Regions from separate parts of the Homo sapiens genome. Here all the other regions are linked to region 3. Evidence: chromatin loops called from intact Hi-C (ENCODE). Cell type or tissue: mammary epithelial cell. All regions are shown on one strand.

What was found. Hi-C counts contacts between places; a loop is a spot of excess contacts. Peaks named below come from ENCODE experiments on the same cell type or tissue, not always from the same donor. Only the 100,000 strongest peaks of a DNase experiment are listed, where the experiment ranks them.
Region 1: it touches region 3 in a loop (3-fold over the local background); 7 of 110 quality-filtered maps call a loop at or near these places.
Region 2: a loop joins it to region 3, with 2.9 times the contacts of the local background. A loop is called at or near these places in 26 of 110 quality-filtered maps.

Annotation. Positions count from the first base shown.
Region 1 is chr12:79,820,967-79,828,966 of GRCh38, reverse strand. It overlaps PPP1R12A (protein phosphatase 1 regulatory subunit 12A), which reads left to right. Exons shown (of 25, transcript NM_002480.3): 5 at 503-647; 6 at 6,777-6,851; 7 at 7,801-7,889. LOC124902974 (a long non-coding RNA gene) reads right to left here and starts at 5,186. Exons shown (of 2, transcript XR_007063387.1): 1 at 5,030-5,186; 2 at 3,769-3,977. In mammary epithelial cell, no CTCF peak of the experiment used is centred here; no DNase peak of the experiment used is centred here.
Region 2 is chr12:80,040,792-80,048,791 of GRCh38, reverse strand. No RefSeq gene overlaps it. Among named protein-coding and RNA genes, the nearest start is that of OTOGL, 55 kb to the left of the region's middle. In mammary epithelial cell, no CTCF peak of the experiment used is centred here; DNase peaks (open chromatin) are centred at 3,061 and 3,911; H3K27ac peaks cover 661 bases.
Region 3 is chr12:80,182,131-80,190,130 of GRCh38, reverse strand. All of the region lies in intron 1 of OTOGL (otogelin like), which reads right to left. Among named protein-coding and RNA genes, the nearest start is that of OTOGL, 87 kb to the right of the region's middle. In mammary epithelial cell, a CTCF peak has its summit at 3,285 (motif pointing right); DNase peaks (open chromatin) are centred at 3,280 and 5,930; H3K27ac peaks cover 1,660 bases.

The DNA of each region.
Region 1 (8,000 bases), 360 kb after region 3:
AGCTCCTTAATTTCAAGGCAACAGAAATATTACAAAACAAGTTTCTTTGATTCCAGTGTATTCTTAGAACACATTTAGCCCGAGATTATATATTATATGGAAACCTGAAGATGATAGTTCCTGCAATAAATCAGTTTTACATACAAAGTGATTCATCAGTTTTCGATTTTACATTGAAAAATTATGGGCTTTTCTGTGAAAATTTCACTTACAAGTCATATTAACAAGAATTAATCAGTGTCACACCAAACCATAAGACTTAGAGTCATTAGGAATTAATTAAAACTGCATTATTATGGCAATGACTCAAGATCCTCTTTTTCTGAGTTTTTTCTGAGAATTACTTTGTATTTGCCATAGTTAATTCATTGAGGGGGAAGGATGTAAATTCTGAAAAGAAATTAATTGAAAATTGTAGTTAAATTGCATGATAGATAGCTTTTGATCATGATCATTTATTTCTAGATTTTAATGATTGTCTAATTCACTGTAATTTCTTTAGACTTTTAATACAGGCAGGCTATGATGTTAATATTAAAGACTATGATGGCTGGACACCTCTTCATGCTGCAGCTCATTGGGGTAAAGAAGAAGCATGTCGAATTTTAGTGGACAATCTGTGTGATATGGAGATGGTCAACAAAGTGGTAGGCGTTTTAAACGTATTTTAATACTTTAACTTTTAGAAATATAGTTTTAGAAAGTATATTTAGAAATATAGTCTCAAAAGGTTATAAGGATTACATTATATAATTATATTTTTATTAACTGTATAAAACATTTTTTCAGCCAACTGACTTACTAATTAATGGTTTAAGTCTTTTCAGCTACCGTATGAGGTGGTTCTGGCCTTGTACTGCAAAGAAAGAAGTATTGCTCTTTCAGTAATCAGATTGCCATACATGTAGAGTAGATTTGGATACTTGCATTAATACTATGTTCTTAGGAATTCAGAAGCTAAGAAAACGTTGCATTCCTATGTGAATGTTTTCTGCCACCCCTTTGAGTTGGAACACACGTAGAAGTGCGTTTCTAATTCTTTAGCTGATGGTCTTTTAGCTTGCTTATAGAATTCTTTAAGTGACATGAATAATGAGGTCTTACAGCAGGTGATGACAGTAAATATAACTATAAAGTTTTATGCCAAAGGGGATCATTGAGATGCAACATCATCTAGTCTTCTAGTTTTGTAGATGAGAAAATAGTTCAGTTGAGTGAGGTAAATGATGTACTTAATACCACAATTACGTAGAAGGAGGGAGGGAGAAAATGTCATACAAGCGTTTTTCACAAAATCATGAAAAGATTCAGGTTATCAAGTTTCTTGTTAAACTAGACTTCTCTCCTCTACTCCTTTTTAGATACACTATCAGTCAATAGCCAGTCACCAGTATTCCTGCTAGTCTCTTCCTACTCTGTGTTGGTAGGTAATAAGTATCATGGAGAACTCAAAACACGTCTCCTCTAGTGGGTTTGATTACCTTTCCATAGAATGTTCCTTGTATATTGCATTTTATAGGATAATATCATAGGTTATGTAGCAGAGATTCATAAAATGACCTCATCTTTATTCAAAACAGGGCTAATTCTTTTGCTGTTTTTGGAGTAGAGTTCTAAATATCTTATTTTCATTAACTGATTTAAAAATATATTTTATATAAGAAATGTGCAGGCATGAAAATCATAGGAATTGGTAAAAGTCTTAAGGAAAGTAAAAAAATTTGGGGGAATGATTGGTTTGTACTTATATACAAATACAAAAATCTTTGGGTTGAATTTTTAGTTAAAACTTTCAATAATTTACTTTCTCTGTTGTTTTTCATCATAATAGTTGTTTTGTAATCAGCATTAGAAGACAAATAAATATTGATACTATTCAAGTAAAAGGCCAGCTAATTTTAGCTTCGCAAGTCGTGTTACCTCTCTTTTCATGTAGAAATTCCCCTTCAGAAATTTTTTTCTGAAAAGATTAGCAGGTACCTATTAGCCTCTGAACTCTGGTCTGCATTCTTCTCTCCCAAACAGTGACCTTTTACCACATGTCCATTCATATGGGCAGTGCTGATAATTGGTTCATTTAGTAACAGTAGCCTCCGGATGAGAACTAGATGAGAGAAGCTTATTAATTGAAATGGTTTCCAAAAAGGATTATTTCACTTACAAGTTGAAACATGGTGTGTTTCCCCTACTGAATCAGTATTCTAGTGAAACATACACAATATATTGTATGCATGAGAAAAATCATTTTATTGGCATCTGGCCAACAATTGTCTAATTCCTATGCTATACAATTTATCATAATTTTGCTATCAGAGAAGGAGTGCATGTAAAATTATTTTGCCTTATATCCTTTTTTAAAAAATTACTATAGTAGCAGCTCCTTATGTCACTCTAAATTTTATTTACTCCTTATCTGTCATTCGATATTTCAGTAGATCTTTATGTGATAGTAAAAGAATTGTGAGCCAGGCTTTGTGGTATGCACCTGTAATCCCAGCTACATGGGAGGCTGAGGTAGAAGGATCGCTTGAGTCCAGGAGTTCAAGGCTGCAGTGAGTCATGGTTGTGGCACTGCACAGCAGTGGGCAACAGAAGGAGACCCTGCTCAAAAAAAAAAAAAAAAAAAAAACCCGAAACAATTGTGCCTCATATTTACATAGAATTTAAAGGTTTTCAGCCTTTTTTACACATATTACCTAATGCAATTCTTTTAACGACCCTGTGAAATTAAGTTTTTTGGATTCAGGAACATGATCAGAGAAGTCAAGTATATTTTCCTAAAACCCTGAAATTGTTTTATCTTTTTATTCTGCTAAGTTCCTCTATAACTTCTTTTCGTTTTAGTTTCCTCATCTTTTCTTTTTCAAGATACTATTAAGCTATAAAAATATAAATTTTAATCAAAATATTTTTCTTTTAAAAATCAAGATTTTAAAGACTGCTTTTTATAGTGAGGAGCTACATAATGTCTATAGCATTCTAAAGGACTTTGTGCCATAAATATATCCAAATACAAGGCTTTTTTTTTCATTTGAGAAGTTCTATTTTAAGACCTTGATTTTTAAAATTTTAATTTCATAACTTTGCATGTATGAATTAGACTGTTTTTATTGTCTGCATTTTAAATTGTCATACATCATGTTCAGTCAAAATAAATTACTTTGTCTTAATTATGTAAGCCTGCCTATGTGAATTTATATTGTCATTGGATACCTTCCTTAGTACTTACAGATTGAAGATTATTACTAAATTGTTTTAAAAATGATATTAAAGATGTGCACTTAAGGTACTACCAGAGTTTAGATGAATTATTTAGTACTAGAAAACATGATTTGGGAAAATAATGTATAATATAGTAAGTGTAACAAATATATAGAAAATCTGAAACTTTCTACATGGAAGTGGGAGAAATGGTCTAAAAATATTTAGAGATTTCAGTTTCATTTCTTTAAATTATTTGCAAACTGTAATACATATTTACTGTCATTTTAATTCATTATTATAAATTATGTGATACAGACCTTAAATACAAAGGTTTTTATTTGCTTTCTTAATTTATTAAAATAATTGCTTTACTAGAATGTATCTAATATTGTTCTTTCTTTAAATATTGACTAGAATGCTTTTCTGGTTGGAATTTCTCTTACCAAATTAATACAATGGTTAGCAGACAAGTTTTTAGATTAATATAACTGTCATTATAAAGATTTAAATGAATAACAAAGCTATTTCTGCTATTAATGGACACAAGAATTTTTTTTACCCTAATTCCATCTGAATTTATTTTTATTTTTGATAAAGACAAAATGACACACTAGTAGAGACCTAGATTGTATTCCCACTTTCTCTTAATGACCTGTATGACCTTGGGCAAATACCATGCACGCAGACTGAGTTTCTTCATCTGTACAGTGAGAATCATTCTGATACTTGTCCCAGCTACATTATTCGTTGTTGTGAAGATGAAGAGGTTGTACCTAAAAAAAAATTTGGTTAGAATAAGTGAGTAAAGAAAAATGAAGAAACTATGAAGTTAGACTTATAATGTCTCTAGTGTGTTTGTGACTCTTAATAGACGTATTGGACTGATTTTTTTTTAAGCAGTTACTTTTAAGATAGTTCTCTTGATAAAGTTTTCATGTTCTCATACCTCAGCATTGTGTCCTCATTTGTTGCCTGGTTGCTTTGAGTGACACTGCTTATATACTATAAATGTGTTTATACTCTATCAATGAAGCATAATAGCCTTATAGTAGTTAAGAACCAAATAATGTTTATAACTTCATGACTGTTAGCTTTATAACTGTGCTGCAGATTGTTTAAAGAGCATGTTTAAGTTGATGAGTTAAGTTGATGAGTGTGCTTTTTTTGAAATTAGAAATTCTTATAGCCCACATTTTACTCTAATTTGATTGTGTATCAGCTGCTGTTTGCAAAGTAGATTCATTTATCAAGGGAGAAAGTGAAAATAAAGGTTAGTAGAGTGATCCAATTTCTTATTCTTAAAGAGGAGAGTTCCTTGATTATTAAAGTGACTCCATTGCATTTAACTGCTAGAAAAATTTAATTACAGTTCAAACATTTTCAAGGTGGGGTAGTTCATTCATGAGAAGGGTTGATAATGCTTAAAATGATATTTAAAAAGAAGTCACTGAATTATTTCCACATAACATAATCTTAAACACACTTTACATTAAATAAATAGCATTATTAACATTTTAGAACTGATTATGTAAAGCATATGATATAGCAAAACTAGAATTAACATGTATTTCTAATTTAAAGGGCACCTTAAGTTTTGAGCCAGTTATTTGATTTCAGAACTATTTATTCTTCAGGAATTTAAATTTTGGCTTCTATTTCCCAAGATTGAAATGGGAGGAAAGTTTGTTAAAACTAAAACTTTTTATCTTGGACTGAGTGGGAAAGGATAGATTGTCTCTTAAATTCCTACTGGTAAGACTTTCTAGCAAGAAAAGGCAAGTATGATAAGTATTTTCGAATCTTGTAAATTTATATACATACTCACCTATTTTGAAAAAGCAGTATTTTATATACTTTGAAGATATTCTTCATAGGGCTGGGCACAGTGGCCCATACCTATAATCCCAGCACTTTGGGAGGTGGAGGTGGGCCTGAGCCCTGGAGTTCAAAACCAGCCTGGGCAACATGGTGAAACTCCATCTCTACAAAAAAATACAAAAACTAGTCAGGCGTGGAGGTGTGCACCTGTGGTCCCAGCTACTCAGGAGGCTGAAGTGGGAGGATCACCTGAGTCCCAGGAGGTTGAGGCTGCAGTGAGCCACGATCGTGCCAGTGCACTCCAACCTTGGTAACAGAGCAAGATCCTATCTTTAAAAAAAAAAAAAAAAAAGATACCTTTCATAGACAATGGCTTTTTATTTTATTAACAGACAATGGGAAAACTAGCTCAGATATTGGCTAGCTTATAGTTTGTTTTGTAGTGTTTGGAAATTAGCTCCTTTCTGAATACATGTTAACATCCTGATGTTGGTATAGAAACGAGGTTTGTTGTTTGTTTCTAAACGGAAAAATTAATGTGATTTTAGAAGCCATTATTTCTTATCCATTCTGATCTTGTTGTGGATATAGGAATACTATTAAGAAATTTTAACTTTCTTTCAGAATTATATTTTTTGTTGCTAAAAACTTTTTTTTTTCTGTGAAAGGATCATATACTGGATAACATACAAAGAAGACTGTATTCTAAATAATGAACTTGTAAGCATCCTGGAAACTTGTACAGTAGGGCTATTATAAGGACTAATGCAGGCAGCAGGAAATATTCTTACTATGTTTAGTCAGCAGCTCTTTGAAATTTTTCTCTTTCACAGTGAATTAAAATGGATTGACATATGTTCATGTGGACTAATTTTAAAAATTAAGCCATACCTGTGGCTGGCTGAATGTTAAACAGCTTAAACATATATATATTTTTAGTTTTATTACTCTACCAAGAAGTTAATTAAGTTTTAGGAAGTCATCAAAAAGAAAAAGTCTCAAAAGGTTAAATTACCCAGTAATTTTGCCCTTAACTGTATGTTGAAGAAAATGAAAACAGGTGTCCACACAAAAAGTTGTATATGAATGCTCATAGCAGCATTATTCATCATAGGCAAAAAAAAAAAAAAAAATGCAGATGTCCACCTGATGACTAGATTAGCAAACTGTATATATCATGCAATGGAATATTATTCATCAAAAGAAATGAAGTGATACATGCTATAACATGAATGAACCTTGAAAACATGTAGAGTGAAAGAAGCCAGTCACAAAGAACCATATATTCTATGATTCCATTTATAGGAAATGCCTAGCATAGGTAGACCTATAGAGACAGAAAGTAGATTAGTGGTTGCCTTGGGCTGGATGCAGACAGTGACTACTAAAGGGTATGTTCCTACTTCTTAGGGTGATAAAAATATTTGAAATTGATTATTTTGATAGTTGTACAACTCTGAATATCCATAAAACCATTGAATTGTACACTTTAAATGAGTGATTTGTATGGTATATGAATTATATCTCAATAAAGCTGTTACCAAAAAAATAAGGGGAGATATTCTCAGCTTCTGTCTCACATAAATTTCACATACATTGCCTTAGAGTTGTATGTTTTTACAGTAGTTATTGTATCATAACCACTGTAAAAAATGTTATCCAACGTCTTTATATAAAATTATACAGAATTACTGAAGGCATTTTATGATTTATTGACTTTTGACCATCACCATCCCCCCTTGTTTCCTACGTAGGGCCAAACAGCCTTTGATGTAGCAGATGAAGACATTTTAGGATATTTAGAAGAGTTGCAAAAGAAACAAAATCTGGTATGTTTGATGACTAATAATTGCCTATATTACTTACCTTAATAATTTTGAATTTGAGACAATTACAAAAGTATTCTTGTGATGTTTTGTACTTTTTGGTTTTAAGTTATCCTTAAGTTTCACTAAATGATAGTGAAAGAGAATAAAGGATGGTGATATTTAGCCTTTTGTGTTGCTTATCCCCATTTCTATTTCCTCCCCTTCTCAAAATGAATACTCATATATGTCCTCAAGAATAACGTTTTTATAATTTCATTAGAGTGTTTTACTTAAAAGATGGAATCTATAAAATCTCATATATCCAATAGCAGGTCCTAGATAAGCAAGGAGTTATATCACTAGAAAACAGTTTTTTTTTTTTTTTGGAGATGGGGTCTCACTCTGTCCCAGGCTAGAGTACAGTGGCGCGATCTCAACTCACTGCAGCCTCCACCTCCTGGGTCTGAGCCATTCTCCTGCCTCAGCCTCCTGAGTAGCTCGGACTACAGGTACACGCCACCATGCCTGGCTAATTTTTTGTGTTTTAGTAGAGATGGGGTTTCACCATGTTGCCCAGGCTGGTCTTGAACTCCTGAGCTCAGGCAGTCCTCCCGCCTTGGCCTCCCAAAGTGCTAGGATTACAGGTGTGAGCCACTGCGCCCAGCCAGAAACAGTTCTTTAAGTAAAATATCCTCAGCCAGCCTAAGTGGTTAGTGGATCTCGACTTTTTCAGTAAAGTTGGAGGGATGTAAAAAATCCATCTTAGCCCTGCATGGAGCTTTTTAATTGTCTAGTCTATTTCATTCTTTATTCAAGCTCTTTCCTTTTCAGGTAAAACTTAATTTATTTATTTCTTTGTTTTGTCTTATTTAATGTCTGAAAAACTACTTTGTTATTATTTTAAACTCTGCATCTTAGTAATAGTATCTTAATAGTTTTCTTATTTTCCTTTGCATAACTTTGTACAAAGCTCCATAGTGAAAAACGGGACAAGAAATCTCCACTAATTGAATCAACAGCAAATATGGACAATAATCAGTCACAGAAGACCTTTAAAAAGTGAGTAAAATATTCAAGTACATTTGTTATTTTTGTTAATGAGTTGGCATAGTGGCCACAGGCATGATTATTGTGGATCTGGGAAGAATGAATATATTTTAACCTTTTGTA
Region 2 (8,000 bases), 140 kb after region 3:
AAGAAGAGAGTTACAGTTGTGGCAAATGCTTCTGATGGTTCCAGTCAGATGATAACAGAGAACTGATCATTAGAATTTAATTGCATGGAAGTAACTGGTAGCTTTAACAGGTAGATGAGGAAAAAAGCCTGATTAAAGTGGATCCAAGAGAGAACGGAGAGAAAAAAAAGTGAGCTGCTGACTATAAATTTTTCAATAAGTTTTGCTATCATAGAGAAATGTGGCAGTAGCCAGAGGCAAATGTGGGGTCGAGGGAGGGTTCCTTCACAATAAGAGATATTGTACTATTTTTGAAGGCTCATTGGGGTTACCAAATAGAGAGGAGGTAAATGATGACAGAAGAAAGAGAGGCAGAATTCGTTGAAGTTATGTACTTACATAGGCAAGAGGGTATAGGAATTAGTGCACAGGTGGAATTAGACCTGGACAGTTGAGAAATAACAGTAAGAGAGAAGTCAGATTCCTTGGGTCCAGATCCTAAAACGAAATATTTAAGAATAGAAAAGTAAAGAACAATCTCACTCATAAACACTTATGTAAATATTCTAAATAAAATAGGATATAGTAGAAAGCTAAATTCACCAATGTTTTAACATTTTGGGGGAGATGTAATTCACACATCATAAAATTCACCCTTAAGTGTACCATTCAGTGGCTTTTAGTGTAGTAACAAAATTGTACAACCATTACAACTTCCAGAACGTTTTTGTCACCCCAGTAGAAATCCCATATCCATTAGCCCTATGGAAATCCCATATCCCTCACAGTCCCTACTCCCAGTCCTTAGAAACCATTGATCGACTTTCTGTCTTCATGGATTTGCCTATTCTGGACATTTAATAGAAGTGAAATCATACGTGACCTTTTGTGACTGGCTTCTTTCATTTAGAATCACATTTACAAGGTTCATCCACATTGTAGCAAGCATCAGTCCTTCATTTCTTTTTGTTGCTGAGTGATATTCCATTGTAGGAATACAATACATTTTGTTTATTCATTTATCAATCAATGAACATTTGGGTTGTTTTCACTTTGGGGCTATTATGAATAATGCTGCTATGAGCATTGATGTACAAGTTTTTGCCTAGGAAATAATTTTAATTTTCTTGGATAGATATCTAGGAGTGAAATTGTTGGATCATATGGAAACCCTATATGCAATTTTTTTAAAAAACTGCCAAACTCAATTACAAGGGGGCTATACCATTTTATCTTCCTACTAGAAATGAATGAGGGTTCAAATTTCTCTGCATTCTCATTAACATTTGTTATTGCCTATCTTTTTTACTAGAGCCATCCTAATGAATGTGAAGTGATTTCTCATTGTGGTCTTGATTTGCATTTCTCTCACTAGGGAATGATTTTGAGCATCTTTTCATGTGCTTATTGGCCCTTTGTATATCTTCTTTAGAGAAATGTCTATTCAAATCCCTTGCCCATTTTTAAATTGGATTATTTATTTTTATTGTTGATTTACAAGGGTTCTTCATGTATTCTGGATTATCAAATATATGATTTACAAATATTTTCTCCCACTCTGTGGTTTGTCTTATCAGTTTCTTGATAATGTCCTCTGAAGCTCAAAAGTTTGTAATTTGATACAATCCCATTCTTTTTCTTTTGGTGCTTGTACGCTTTTGGTGTCATATCTAAGAAATCATTGCCTCATCCAAGTTCACAAAGACTTACTCTTATGGTTTTTTTCCTAGAGTTTGAAGGTTTTAGCTCTTGTATTTAGGTTGTTGACCCATTTTTGAGTTAATATTTGTATATGTTGTGACTTAATTCCAGTGTCATTCTTTTACATGTGGATATCCAGTTGTCACAGCAGCATTTGTTGAAAAGACTATTCTTAATCAAGTTATCTTGGCACTCCTGTCAAAAATCAACTGATCTTAAATGTAAGGGTTTATTTCTAGACTTTATATTCTATTTCATTGATCATATGTCTGTCCTTGTACCAGTGCCACAATGCCTTGATTACTGTAGCTTTGTAGTAATTTTTGAAATCAGAAAGTGTGTGTCTACCTTCTTGAGGTAAATTTTTAAAAAGAAGGAAAGTGTGAGTCCTCCAACTTGTTCTTTTTTAAGACCAATTTGGCCTCTCTGAGACCCTTGCATTTACATACAAATTTTAGAATCAGTTTGTTGATTTCTTTCAAAAAAAAGCAGATAGAATTTTGATAGTGATTTTGTTGCTATAGATCAATTTGGGGAGTATGTTTATCTTTACATGAAGTCTTCCAAGCCACAAACAAGAGATAACTTTCCATTTACTTAGCTATTCCTTAGTTTCTTTAAAAAGGCTTTATCATTTTTAGTTTATAAGTCTTGCACTTCTTTTGTTCCCTTTATTCCTAAGTATATTATTCTTCTTGATGTTACTATCAATGGAATTATTATGCTAACTTTCTTTTTGAATGTTTATTGCTGGAGTATAGAAATACAATTGATTTTTGTATATGAATCTTGTACTCTGCAACCTTGCTGAATGTGCTTATTAGCTCTGATAGCTTTTGTGGATTTTTTATTATTTCTGTATACAATATCATGTCATCTGTGCATATAGTTTTACCTCTTCCTTTCTGATCTGTGTGCCTTTTATTTCTTTTTCTTGCTTAATTTTCCTGACTAGAACCTTCAGTACAATATTGACTAGAAATGAACCACATATTTTTTAAACTCATAATTCTGTATGGCTGACCCCAAGAATTTAAAGACTTAAATAAAATAATATCAATTAAAGTAGTATATTAAATGAGAGATTTCAAATGATTACCTCAATATATTTAAGAAACACTTATACCATGCTGGTATGTACCAGATAGCTTTAAGCACCTTATAAGTATTATCTCATCGAATCTTTACAGTAATTCTATGATTTAGCTGCTGTCATTCCCTATATTACACATAAGGAAACCAAGCCAGAGTTAATTTATCCAATATAACGCCGCAGCTAAGTAGCAGAGCTGGAATTTAAACCCAGCCAGATTGGTCCAGAGTTGTAGCTCTTAACCATTTAACATGCTGACTCACATATATGTCATTATTAACCAAGTAGCTTAATGATGAAATTTGAGAAGCATTCCTTTACATGTCAGGAAAAAGACAAGGTTGCCAACTACTGCTACTTCTATTGAACATTTTAGTGTAGGTTATAGTAAATGCAAGCCAATAAAATTTTTTGGTATAATAAATTAGAAAAGAAGAGACCTAACTATCATTATTTGTGAAAAATATGGTTTGTCCACACAAAAAATTCAATAGCTTCTATATTCAGCCTTTAGAATCTAAAAATAATCCACAGATTCAAGGGTAAAAGAGCTGCATACAAAAGTTGGGGGCATATTCCTAAGCACCAGTAATAATCCATTGGATAATATAACAGAGAAAATATTTCAATACTATATGATATCTAGGAATCAAGCTAACAAAAGATACACAAGTGGAGAACCAAGTGTTTGAGAAAAGAAAGTAGACTAGTGCGACTATAGTGCAGAGTTTACACAGAGGGAATTCAGCAAAAAAGGAGTTTGGCCAGATTAAAGAGGCTTGATCCATAGCAACTTTTTGAGCAAGGAAGTAGAAAAAATAATGTAATATTTAGAGAAATTTAATCTGAGACCAATTCAATGGAATCCATTAGTCTAAGGAGCCCAGAAACGCAGTGGGGGGATTCAGTCTACCTCCTCGTGTGGAGATTTTTACAAGGAGTTCGCTTGTAGTAAAGAGCAGTGTACTGCCTGCCACAAACTCAAATAAAAGAAAAATCAGTATTTTAAATCTGATTGTTTTCCTGTACAGTAATAATGGAAAGCAGAAAACACTGCTGCAGTGTTGCTTGTCAAACTCTGGTCTTCATATTTTCAATATGAGGTCAAATGATGGAATCTTGAGTCATCCAGTGGCCTGGTTGATGACCAATTCTTCTATCTAATGACTAATTTTGGCATTTAGAAAAAGGCTAAAAATATGCCTGTGATCATAGGCAGAAAGCAGTTATTTTAAAAAAGAGACTTTGGGGCCAGTTGCACAAAATTATAATGAAACCATGGTAATAACAGGCAATAGCTGTAAGGGTTAACTCATAAGTTACGAATATTTTAGGGCTGGGTGCAGTGGCTCATGCCTGTAATCTCAGCACTTTGGGAGGCTGAGGCAGGCGGATCACCTGAGGTCGGGAGTTTGAGACCAGCCTGACCAACATGGAGAAACTCCATCTCTATAAATAAATAAATAAATAAATAAATAAATAAATAAATAAATAAATACAAAATTAGCCAGGTGTGGTGGCGCATGCCTGTAATCCCGGCTACTTGGGAGGCTGAGGCAGGAGAATCGCTTGAACCGGGGAGGCAGAGGTTGCTGTGAGCTGAGATCACGCCATTGCTCTCCAGCCTGGGCAACAAAAGCGAAACTCCGTCTCAGAATATTTTAACATCAAGTTCTGACGTTAGTATGGCACTATATAGGGAGGCCTAAGTCCCCAACTGACCTATTTTTGTTAAATATAAATAAACATATTCAGGCCCTTATCTTTCCAACTTCTCTTTGGCATTTTCATTTGCCAAATATTTACTGGACACCTGCTATATATCAGGCACTGTGCTAAGTCCAGAGGATTCAGCAGAGAACAAAGTAAATGCAGCACCCGCCATCTCAAAGTTTACATTCCTGCCTGAAGTCTGCAATGTGGCAAACTTCTCCTAGGCTGCCAGGACACCACTCTGGAGCTTTTCCCTGCCTCCCTCATCACTCTGTCTCCTTCACTGGCTTCTTTTCTTTTGCTTTTCTCTTAAACATTGGTTGCCCCAATTCTCAGCCCTCTTCTCTTCTCCCTCAGTATTCTCCCAGAGAAATCTCCATTTATTCCCATTTTTGTATTTCATTTGTATAGTACAATTACATTCAGATCTAGACAGATATATAGATTACTATGTGCCAAGATCTGTTATAACCACATTACAAATATTAACTCATTTAATCTTTGTAACAACGCTTTGAGGTGGATACTATTATTTTACCCATTTTCCAGATGAGGAAACCAAGTCACAAATTGGTTAAGAAGGTGGCATAACTAGAGTTTAAACCAAGACAGACCATGACCTAGACCAGTATGCTGTGCACACTCCCATGTCTTCAACCTGTCACCTGTGTGTGGATGCCTCCCCAATGCAGATCATTAAGTTGTAATTCTCTATATTCAATCTCATATTTTATAATGGCTGCTAGACATCTGTACCTGAACTTTCCACACATAACTTAGAAACAATGTGCTTTCTACTCTGAATGGTCGTGTCGTCCCAAAATTCTTGTGTTGAAATCTTAACCCCAAGGAAATGGTATTAGAAAGTGAGGCCTTCTGCTCAAAACTGCTGCAGCTTTCCACCTCCTGGTATCTGTGTCGGCAAATGGCCCTTCTTGCCTTGATCCACAGGGACGGAGAAGGGGATGTCATTAATATTTTGTTCATTAATACTGATTAATTAATCCAAAAAAAGTGAGGCCTTCTGGAAGGTGATTAAGTCATGAGAGTGAATCCTCATTAATGGGATTCGTGCCTTTACAGAAGAGACTCCAAAGAGCTGTCTTGCCCTTCTACCATGTGAGGACATAGCATGAAGGGGCCCTCTATGCACCAGGAAACATGTCCTCACCAGACACTGAATAGACTCATGTCTTGATCATGGACTTCTCAGCCTCCACAACTGTGAGGCATAAATTTCTGCTGTTTGTAAGCTATCTAGCTTATGGGATTTTGTTATAGCAGCCCAAACAGACTAAGACAGTACTCAATTTATCAAATTCCTTTTCTTTCATGCTCTACATTATATGTACAGTTCCTTATCAATATCCTCTTATAACAGCCTCCTAACAGGCCTCCTTAATACAGCAGTTCTCAAAGTATGATCCAAGGACATCTAAGAATTTTTGAGACCCTTTCAGGAGTTCACAAGATCAAAATTATTTTCATAACAATACTAAGATATTATCTGGCTTTTTTACTGTGTTGACCTTTGCACTAATGGTGCAAAAAACAATGGGTGATAAAACTGCTGACAACTTAGCATGAATAGAATAGTAGAAGCAAACTATACTAGAATTTTATTCTTCACCACCATACACTCCCAGTTTAAATTCTAAGAAGCCAGATTCACTAAAGAATATCTTTGATGAAGTAGTAAAATATATGAATTTTTCAAAATATTGACTCTTGAGTACATACCTTTTAAATATTCTGTGAGATGAAATAGAAAGTACACATAAAGCTCTTCTGATCTACTGAAACAGTCCTTGTCTCAAAGAAAAGCAATTGTGTAGGTGTTTGAATTGTAAGTAGAAGTAGCCATTTTTTCAGAGAATGTTAGAAAAGGATAATATTCATACTAATTCAGATATTAGAAAAATTAGAATATTGGAAATCTTAACAAATATGATTTTTTTGTATTATATATTGAAATGTGTCAACATTTGGAAGTTCTACATAACTTGGGGAACCAATATTTTCTAGATGACCAGTGCATTTGGTTACAAAATCATATATGGGTGAAAGGTTCGTTCAAAATTCAATATACACCAATGGATTTTAATCCATCACAGTAACAAATATGGTTTCAGATTCTACATTGCAACTAAGCATTATGAAACTACCACTATTGTATTTTGGTTTACTAGCAAAGAATGTCAGATACTCTAAGCTTGTAGGTCCCCAGCTATCACACAAACCCACTGCATGCAACCACTTGGGCCCCTTAGTATCCCCCTCCATATGACTCGGAAAGCAAAGGTAACCAGTGCAAAAATGAAGTTTCATACTGATTGCTGCACCACGAGTAATGACTCAGGAATTCTGTGTCTAATGCCAGCAACCCGAAACTGTAGAAGGCTAATTTTTTAGCTTATAAATGAGGTAAAATCTCAGACTGTTCACAGTTCTTGACAGATAATGAATGATGAGAAAATTGTTTAACTAAGTGAAGTGGTCATGTGAGGCAATCCTGGAAAATAGACTAGAATGATTCGGGCAGAGATGGCCTAAGGAGTATGATTATCTACAGGTGATAGGCAGCTACTGAAGGTGTTTTAGTACAAGTATAACACAGCAAAAGTGTTACCTTATTAAAATTAATCGGAGTGATATGCTAACTGCCAGTGTAGAGCTAGACAGAGTGTTTACAGCGAAGAAGGCATTGTGATAAGGCTTCTAGTTAATCTCTGTTACAATTGAATAATGTAATTATAAGAATCATTAACATTATATATATATCTCACTTGTTATGTGAACAGCTTTAAATACATTAACTCACTAAATGTGTAAACAACTTTATAAGGTAAATATTGTTATTGCCTATCTTAGTTCAGGTAGCTATAACAGAATGCCACAGGCTGGCTGGTTTTAACATCAAACACTTGTTGCTCACAGTTTTGGAGACTGTGAAGGCATCAGCCAACTCAGTGTCTAATGAGGGCACCCTTCTCGGTTTGTAGACAGCCATGTTCTCCATGTATCCTCATGTGGCCTAAAGAGTGAGCTTTAGTCTCTTTCTCTTATAAGGATACTAATCCTATTACTGAGGCGCCATTCTCATGACCTCATCTAAACCTAATTAACTCCCAAAGGTCCCACCTCCTAATACCATCCCACTGGGGGTTAGGATTTTAAAATATGAAATTTGGGAAGACATAAACATGTAGTCCACAATATTACCATTTTACAAATAAGGAAACTAAGGAATCTAAAGACAAAGTGTCTTGCTCAAGTTCACAACAAACCAAATACAAGTAAATGGTAGAAAGAGGACTTGACTCTAGGAAGTCTTTCTCCCAGAGACCATGTTCTCAACCATTATCTTATACTACACTATTCTTAGGTAAGGCATGTATTCATTATACCCATTTTACAGCTATGCAAAGAAGTGTAGAAAAATTAGGTCACTTACCCCAAGTCATAAATCCAGTACGTGTTGAAACTAGGACTATCCTTCTAAATATAAAAAAGG
Region 3 (8,000 bases):
TAATGCCATCATGTGCCAAAATAAATCATAAAAACTACTGCATTGCTATGTATCCTAATTAAAATGCAATATCTGTAATATTTCAGCCGGCTACAAAAATGGGGCCGGAGATGCTGTGGTCAGGGTCAGGAGATCCTGTCAACCTATGTCTCCCACTTCCAGTCACCCAAGCTACCATGGAGGTCTAGTCAAGTCTGACAAAGTAGAAACCAGTTTGGAGTGAGTCTTCTTATTACATCCAGCTGTTTTCTGTCCCTCCAGAGCTTCCTCCCGTATAGCTAACTGATTTCTTGGTTTCACTTCAAATTACTCCTGCGCAAAGAAGACCACCCTAGGAGAAAGATGAGAATCTGTAGACCTGCTGTCCTTGTGAATGATATGCTCCAGGTGCATCAAATAGTCATTCTCAAACTTAGCCTGCATATTTCGATTTATCTTGGAGAGCCCCATCTAGGCCAATGAAATTCTACTTTCTAGGTATGGGGCTCAGGCATTAGTGTTAAACTGCCCCAACATTCAGTAATATGAGTTTTGCAATCTATCTCTTTTGGTCTTTCAGATAACTATATTGTCATTTCAGAAGCTTCCTAGAAATTCACTTCTTCCAAGAAATGAATTAGTACTAAACAATTTTTGCTAAAGGGGGCAGGAGAAGTTAAAGAAAAAAAAATCCAACCTCATTCTTATGAGACTTGACAAACTTCCCAGCTGCTTGGGTCTTGTTTGGTCAATTGGTCAAAGACTGGATTCTCTTTGTTTTACTCAGAGGCATGCTTGATATCCATGCCTAAAAGAAAATAAACATTAAGTTAAAGACAATGTTGAGTAAAAGATTATTCAACTGGGATTCACAAAATCTGGATTATGTTTAGCAGTTAATAGTTGTGGGACATGGGACCTTGAACTTAGCTCTCCATGTTTCATTTTCCCATCAGAAAAATGGAATCCTATACTTCCTTCTTCCAAACTCTATTAATCTGAGTATCTATTTATGATACATTAACCAAAAAGCCTTAAAGGATGCACTGTTCTTCACATTGCCAAAAAATGGTGGAGTAGACTTTCTCCCTATGCACTCACACAAAGACATTAAATTAGAGGGAAACATGGACAGGAAAATAATACAAGAGACATCTGAGAAGTAATGAAGATCTAAACCAAAGGGAGGACAGAGAGAACGGGAGGATGACACCTGAAGGGAGAGACATGGCTAATTATAAATTATAAAATCCTTAGAAGATTAAAAACAGATAAAATAATTAAAGCAGAGCTGTGGGAAACTTTACTCAAACAAAAATACTGAAAGGTCTGTGGAGGATCGATTGTTTATGATCCTATTCTCTAGAGACTGAAATTCTTTGGATATACCAGATGGCTTTATTTATATAACAAAAGCTCAGCTCTAGTGAGGTGCTGCTTGCAAATTCACATACAAATAAAAGAAACTGTGTTTATGTTTGTACATATCCTTGCACATAAGAGGGAGTTTCCTTTGTTTTTTATGGACATTTGAACAAATTTTATGCTTATAATGCTAAAGAGAAGGCTCACCTTTTTATATTTATTTATTATTATTATTATTATTTTTTTTTTGAGACAGAGTCTCACTCTGTCGCCCAGGCTGGAATGCAGTGGTGTGATCTCAGCTCACTGCAACCTCTGTCTCCCAGGTTCAAGTGATTATCCTGCCTCAGCCTCCTGAGTAGCTGGGATTACAGGCGCATGCCACCACACCCGGCTAATTTTTGTATTTTTAGTAGAGATGGGGTTTCACCATGTTGGTCAGGCTGGTCTCGAACTCCTGACCTCGTGATCTGCCCGCCTCGGCCTCTCAAAGTGCTGGGATTACAGGCATGAACCACCGCTCACCTCTTTTTAAAAGGAACAGCAGCCTCCCAGTATAGCCAAGTAATCCCCAGAACATAAAATTTAACACAGAAAATTTTCTGACCTTTGTGGATCTTCTCTATCCAAGTGCATGACAAATATTTATTTCACTCCTCAGTGTTCATATTCAATCCTATCTCTTCAAATAACATCATTGACAATTAAAAAGAAATCTCAACCCTCTCCCCAAGTGAATATTTCAAGCTGCATCCTGTGTCAACTCCTGGCACTGAGTCAGCCTTGTCAGCCCAATTTAGAGCACATGGCAGTAATCCAATTCATTGTGGCTGTTTGTGGTCCCCAGATCAGGTTTCAAAAACGAAGGGGCAGCAATCCGGTGACCTTCTCAAGATAGTAGAAAACAACTCTGGTCATGACTGACACTTGATCTTTCTGCTAACATTAGCTCCTAATCAAAGATGGTGCCAAGCTTGTATCTGACACCAGCCCACAAACCTTTCTGTCCTCCTCCAAGAGGTGTGGGCATCCTGTCACCCACTGAGTTTCAGTTTTGGAATGACTGTCCCTTTCAGATCCAAGGAAGTCTGATTTTATTGACACTTGAGATAAAGCTCAAGGCCTGTCTTAATTGAGCTTTCCAGTTATTTATAATGCATACATATTTACTATTCATTGTCTTTATACTTAGTGAGGTTCAATGTGATTAGTAATAAAGATGTGGTTATAACTTTATAAAATTAACAACCCCAGAATATTCATATTGTAATCAGGAGATGGCATCCACTCGGAAGCTTTTTTCTGTGCACCTCTCATCCTGTCGTCCTTTCTTAAAAATGTATTACTCTTCCTGGGCTTCGTGTCATCCTTCCTCCATATTTCTGCTGGATCTTCAGGACTGGCTCAGGTATGGCCACAGATTGGCCCCAGCAGGGTCTGCAGAAGTAAACTTTACCTCCTAGGCCAGGCCCTATTTTTCTTACTTCACCAAATACTAAGTATCGGTATAAAAAAAAAAAACAAAAACAACCTGGCCACTTGCCTAAGTCGTCCCTAAATCAGGAAGCTGTTCTTAATGTGAAGAGGCCTTTAGGGAACCCTGTTGTTTTCTCATCCCTTACCTCTTATATAAAAGTCCGTGTTGAGGCCTGAAGATTCTTGGAGCTCTGGATGTGTTCAAAGTAACTACTGGCTTTGCCCCAGCTCTGAGTTTACACATAATATATTATCTGAATTAGTCGAGTTCCAAGTTTTCTATACAGAATTTTATCTTCTTTCTATCTCCATAAACAAACAATCTTTGAAGCTAGATAATATGGGAAAAGAGGATGGAATCATTTCACCCTGCCTTGTTTGTTTCCATGAGGATTCTAACCCAAAGGAAAAGATGAGTCATTCAGCATCATTTCCTATGTGGTGCTTTGGACTCTGTGCTATCTTAGCCAAAAGAGGGCAGCACTCCATGGGTTTTGAATTCACAGGAAGCAAAACTTCAAACAGTTTTTAACTGAACTCTTAAGCAAGGCACTGTACTCTATTACATGGGATAACACAGATTAATAAGACCTCCCCAAACAAGCAGGAACAGGAAAGGAGAGAAGAGTTGGGGAGAGCAGTTAAAACATTGCCATGTGTTTGGGAGTGGTGAGCGATACGTCTGAAAATAAAGAATGGATGAGATCGTGAGGGTCCCTTGACGATTAGGCATTTATTCTTTATTTGAAATGCAGTGAGGAGCCTCTCAAAGTTTTTCAACAAGTGAATCATATGATTAGAACTCTGTTTGGGGAAGATACATGTGTTAGGGATGCATTAGAGAGATTGAAACAGGGAGACCAAAGAGCAGAGGGAAACATGGACAGGAAAATAATACAAGAGACATCCGAGAGGTAATGAAGATCTAAGCCAGAGGGATGGCAGAGAGAAAGGGAAGATGACACCTGATGGGAGAGACGCGGCTAAGTAGGAAAGATGGACTTTAATGGACTTGATATAGGGAGAAAGGGACCAAGATAAACCCAGAGTTTCACATCTCAGACCTGGGCATATGGTAGAGCCTTTAACCAAAATTAGGAAGAAAGAAAAAAACAACTGTTTTGAAGCAAACATAATGAATTTGGTTTTGAACACATTTTCCCTTCAGAGAGCGTGAGATGTGACTAAGTTGCCAAGATATAAGGGGTAAAAGATAAAAATATAGGAAGGGTATGACTTTAAGGACACCCTTGGAAAAGAAGCCCTAAATGCTTACCTGAAAGCCCAGTGCTGAATATATGGCCCACTTGCAGGTGCAGTGTTGGGCCTTAGTGGCCTGTGTTTCTATATCTTCTTGATCTCATCTAACTCTTCTTATTTGTCCCTTTTTTCTAATATTTTTATATTTGTATCTTATGTAGTGCCACCTCAAATCCTTTTGTGAATAAATTAGAATAAGCAGCAATTAATCAATCCTGATAATTACATTTTTCTATATAGACTTTAAGATACAGCCATCTTCAGTAAGCACATAGGACCCATGTGTAAAATGCAGATCACTAATATTTACTGAAAACTAATATGCTAGGCAGTAAAGTAAAAGTTTTATACACATCATTTCATTTTATATTATGATTAACAAAACAAGATTATGAAGCAATGCCATTATTATCCCTTTTTACAGATGAGGACACTGAAACACAATGACATTAACACTAATTTGGCCGGGTGCAGTGGCTCACACCTGTAATACCAGTACTTTCGGAGGCCAAGGTGAGTGGGTCACTTGAGATCAGGAGTTCAAGACCAGCCTGGCCAACATGGCAAAACCCTGTCTCTACTAAAAATATAAAAATTAGCCAGGCGTGGCAGTGCACACTTGTGATCCCAGCTACTTGGGAGGCTGAGGCAGGGGAATCGGAATCACTTGAACCCAGGAGGCAGAGGTTGCAGTGAGCCAAGATTGCACCACTGCACTCCAGACTGGGCAACAGAGGGAGACTCCTTCTCAAAAAAAAAATTAATTTATAATATAGCAGAACTTACATTATAACCCAGGCAGCCTGACCTCAGAGCCAGTGTACCTAACCACTATGCCTACTTCCTCTCTGTTCACATTGCCTGTCTCATTATACCAGCCCATTTTCCTGATTCCTCTCTATATGTCTCATGCTCCACTTTAGGATGCCATTTACATGTGTTAACAGAGCATTGGCATCCGGGGCAGTGTCTTGAATCAGGAAACTGTGTTGCCTCCATATATAGAGGATAAATTAGTAGGTTGAAGAAAAGATATACTACTTCGTTTTTCTAAAATTAAATTAAATCTATCTCTGAACCCCTACACATCAAGGCAGATGAGTAACAGTCCAATACTTGTCATATGGGAGATGCAGTTCCTCCTCCCATGACATCATACAAGAATACTGACTTATAAGATGCCAGAAAATAAATGGGAGGGAGAAGCCAAGGAGCCACGTTTATTTTTGACCCTTTTTGTCATCCAATTTGCCTGGTATTAGGCAGCCTCAAAGGGGCTCCTCCTTTTGTCTGTTCATGAACTCAACCAATGAAATCCTCAACACCGATTCAGTGGCACAGTTATTGGAGTCCAGCCTTCCTGGACACTCAACAATTACATGACTCCAGCACTATGGGCAACAGGGGCCCACTCAGATTATCTCAATTTTAGGAATGCTCATTACTCTCTCCCCTAAATAGGGCCATTATCTTCCTCCTCCCAGCCTTAAGAATCTTCCCTTTCCTAGAAAGTCTAGCTTCAGACTTTAGAAAACAATTTTTGTCTATTAAATTGTCAATGAGGCTAATGAAACCCAGATCTCTAAGACGTAAAACCTTCTCAGTATGGGAGAGAAAAAAATACGTCTTTTACTATCAACTCCTTTACATTAGCTAGAATGAAAAATATTAAGATATATATTATTCTGCCACTTAACTATAGTGGAAAAGGAAAAAATTAAAGTGATGTGTTAACACTAAAAGTGTCTTGTCTTCTTATATAGCCAGAAGTTAAGCCTGGTGTGGCTAATGTGTTTCATCTAGCCTGATAACTCATTGCTTAGTAGAATCTGCCTGAAGCAGAGCATTGAGAAATAGTTTAAGGTCATGACTGGGTTGAACAGAAAAGGGCTTGCCGTTAGTATAGGAAACGGAAATGCAAGGCCACATGCTACATATTTTCCATTCCTAGTTTAAACATAAACTACAGTTTTGCTTACTAAGCAAATTGATCTAGTCTCAAGTACCATAACTATGGGAAAAAGGGACCTATTTGAAGAGAGAACACTCTAATATACATAATAATCACCCATAAAGAGTTTCTATAAAAGAGTCCCACATCCAGATATTATAATTCAACAGCACTAGTAGCCAGGAATATATACTATTAATGAAATGTCCCTAGGGAATCACGATGCCACTTGTCCAATGACTACAATTTGAGAAACACTCCTATGGAGCAAGGGTCCTATTTGTTCATCTCCATCTGCCCTAATGCCTCCCAACAGCCAGCTGAAGACCTCCAACCTGCAGCCCTAACCTCATTCATCCCTCGGCCTATCCTAACCTATTTGGTAGGATGGTGCCAAGCATCAATCTTGATGCTCTAAAGCTCATGGAATCTTACACATTCCTGTGTCTTTTACAACTACCAATGTGTTGGTGACTATGAAGTCTATGGCTTTGGCCCATTCTCTTTCTTGAGCTCCAGATCAACACATTTAATTGCCTATAGGTAAGTCCACAAAGACTACAAACTTAGCATGTCAGAAACTAAATTGAACTCATCATTTCCTAATATACTCCTCCCAAAAACATCCTGATTCTATCTCTATTATCCATTTTAGTAGGTGATAGACGTAATTATCCACCTGATTTCTCAAGACCAAAAGAAACAAAAAGCCAAAAGAACTTGGAGTCATCTTAAGAGTCCTACTACTTCAAATCTTATATCTATTGTTTCAAATCTGAGGAAACATAAATCACAAGCCCTTGAATTATTGCTGCTATTTGCTGAGAGAGAGAGAAAGGGAGTGAGAGAGAGAACATACTACCTCAGTAGGACTGTCATCTCCAATCTAAGCTATTGCAGTAATTACCTAGTTGGTCTCCACAGTTCAGTGATACATGTTTATGCAGTGTGTGCTCTGCACAGTCCCTACACTTGACTGTTGATGAAGGCACCAATTGTATTGTAAGCATTATATATTTTTATAAAAATTTTCTCACTTTTCAGTAAAATGTCTGTTGTAAGGTAATTATTGATATAAACATTTTCCAAAAAATGAAGTAAAAAGTAACTTGAGAGAGGGTACTCTTTTCTAATTTGTACAAAAGTTCCACATGGGCTATCAGCAGCCTTGGGTTTCCCTGATTCTAGACTTTCTCTCTAAGCTATTCATGCATTTCTGCCGTGGTGATCTTTCCAAGTGCAAACTTTATTGTGGTTTTCCTTCAATAAAGTACAAACATCTACATATCTGCTTCAGCCTACCTGCTGATGTGTACTCCCTATGCTTCAGCCATCCTGAGCTTCTTACATTACTCAAATGTATCATTGCACATATTTCACATGTGCAATTCTCTCAGCTATTGATTCCAATCCACTCCATCCCTACTGCATTCTATCTGAAAAATTCATAATCTTCCTTCTAGACCAGCACAAGTGTTTCTTTCTTTGAAGGCTCTCTGCTACCTCCTTCTCTACCCTGGAAAAGCCACCTATTCTCATTTATGCCTTCAACCAACCTCTATGTCAATTGATCACACTGCATTACAATTATTTTTTTAATTCATCTCTTATAGTAAGCCAGGAGCTCCTTGGTTTAGTATAATCATGCACTATTTAACTTTTCATTTCCTATGGTGATGCAAATTGGTATAGATATTTTAAAGGAAACTTATTGGGTCAGTTGGATTTAACTGGCTCTATTGCCTGCTGTCTAGCATGCTGGCAAGTTTTCACTTTGAGCTGTGATGCTTTCTGCTGCATTTGCTGAGTCGTACCAAGCCTCTGTTATAGATTTCACTGACATGAGTAGGAAGTTTTGATAACATTTAGGGGCAAGAATATGTGATTGGAGCTCATTTAAAGTATACGTCTCTTTAATTTTTTTACCCCCTTTTTAAAAATTGCTTTTGAGACAAGGTTTCACTCTGTT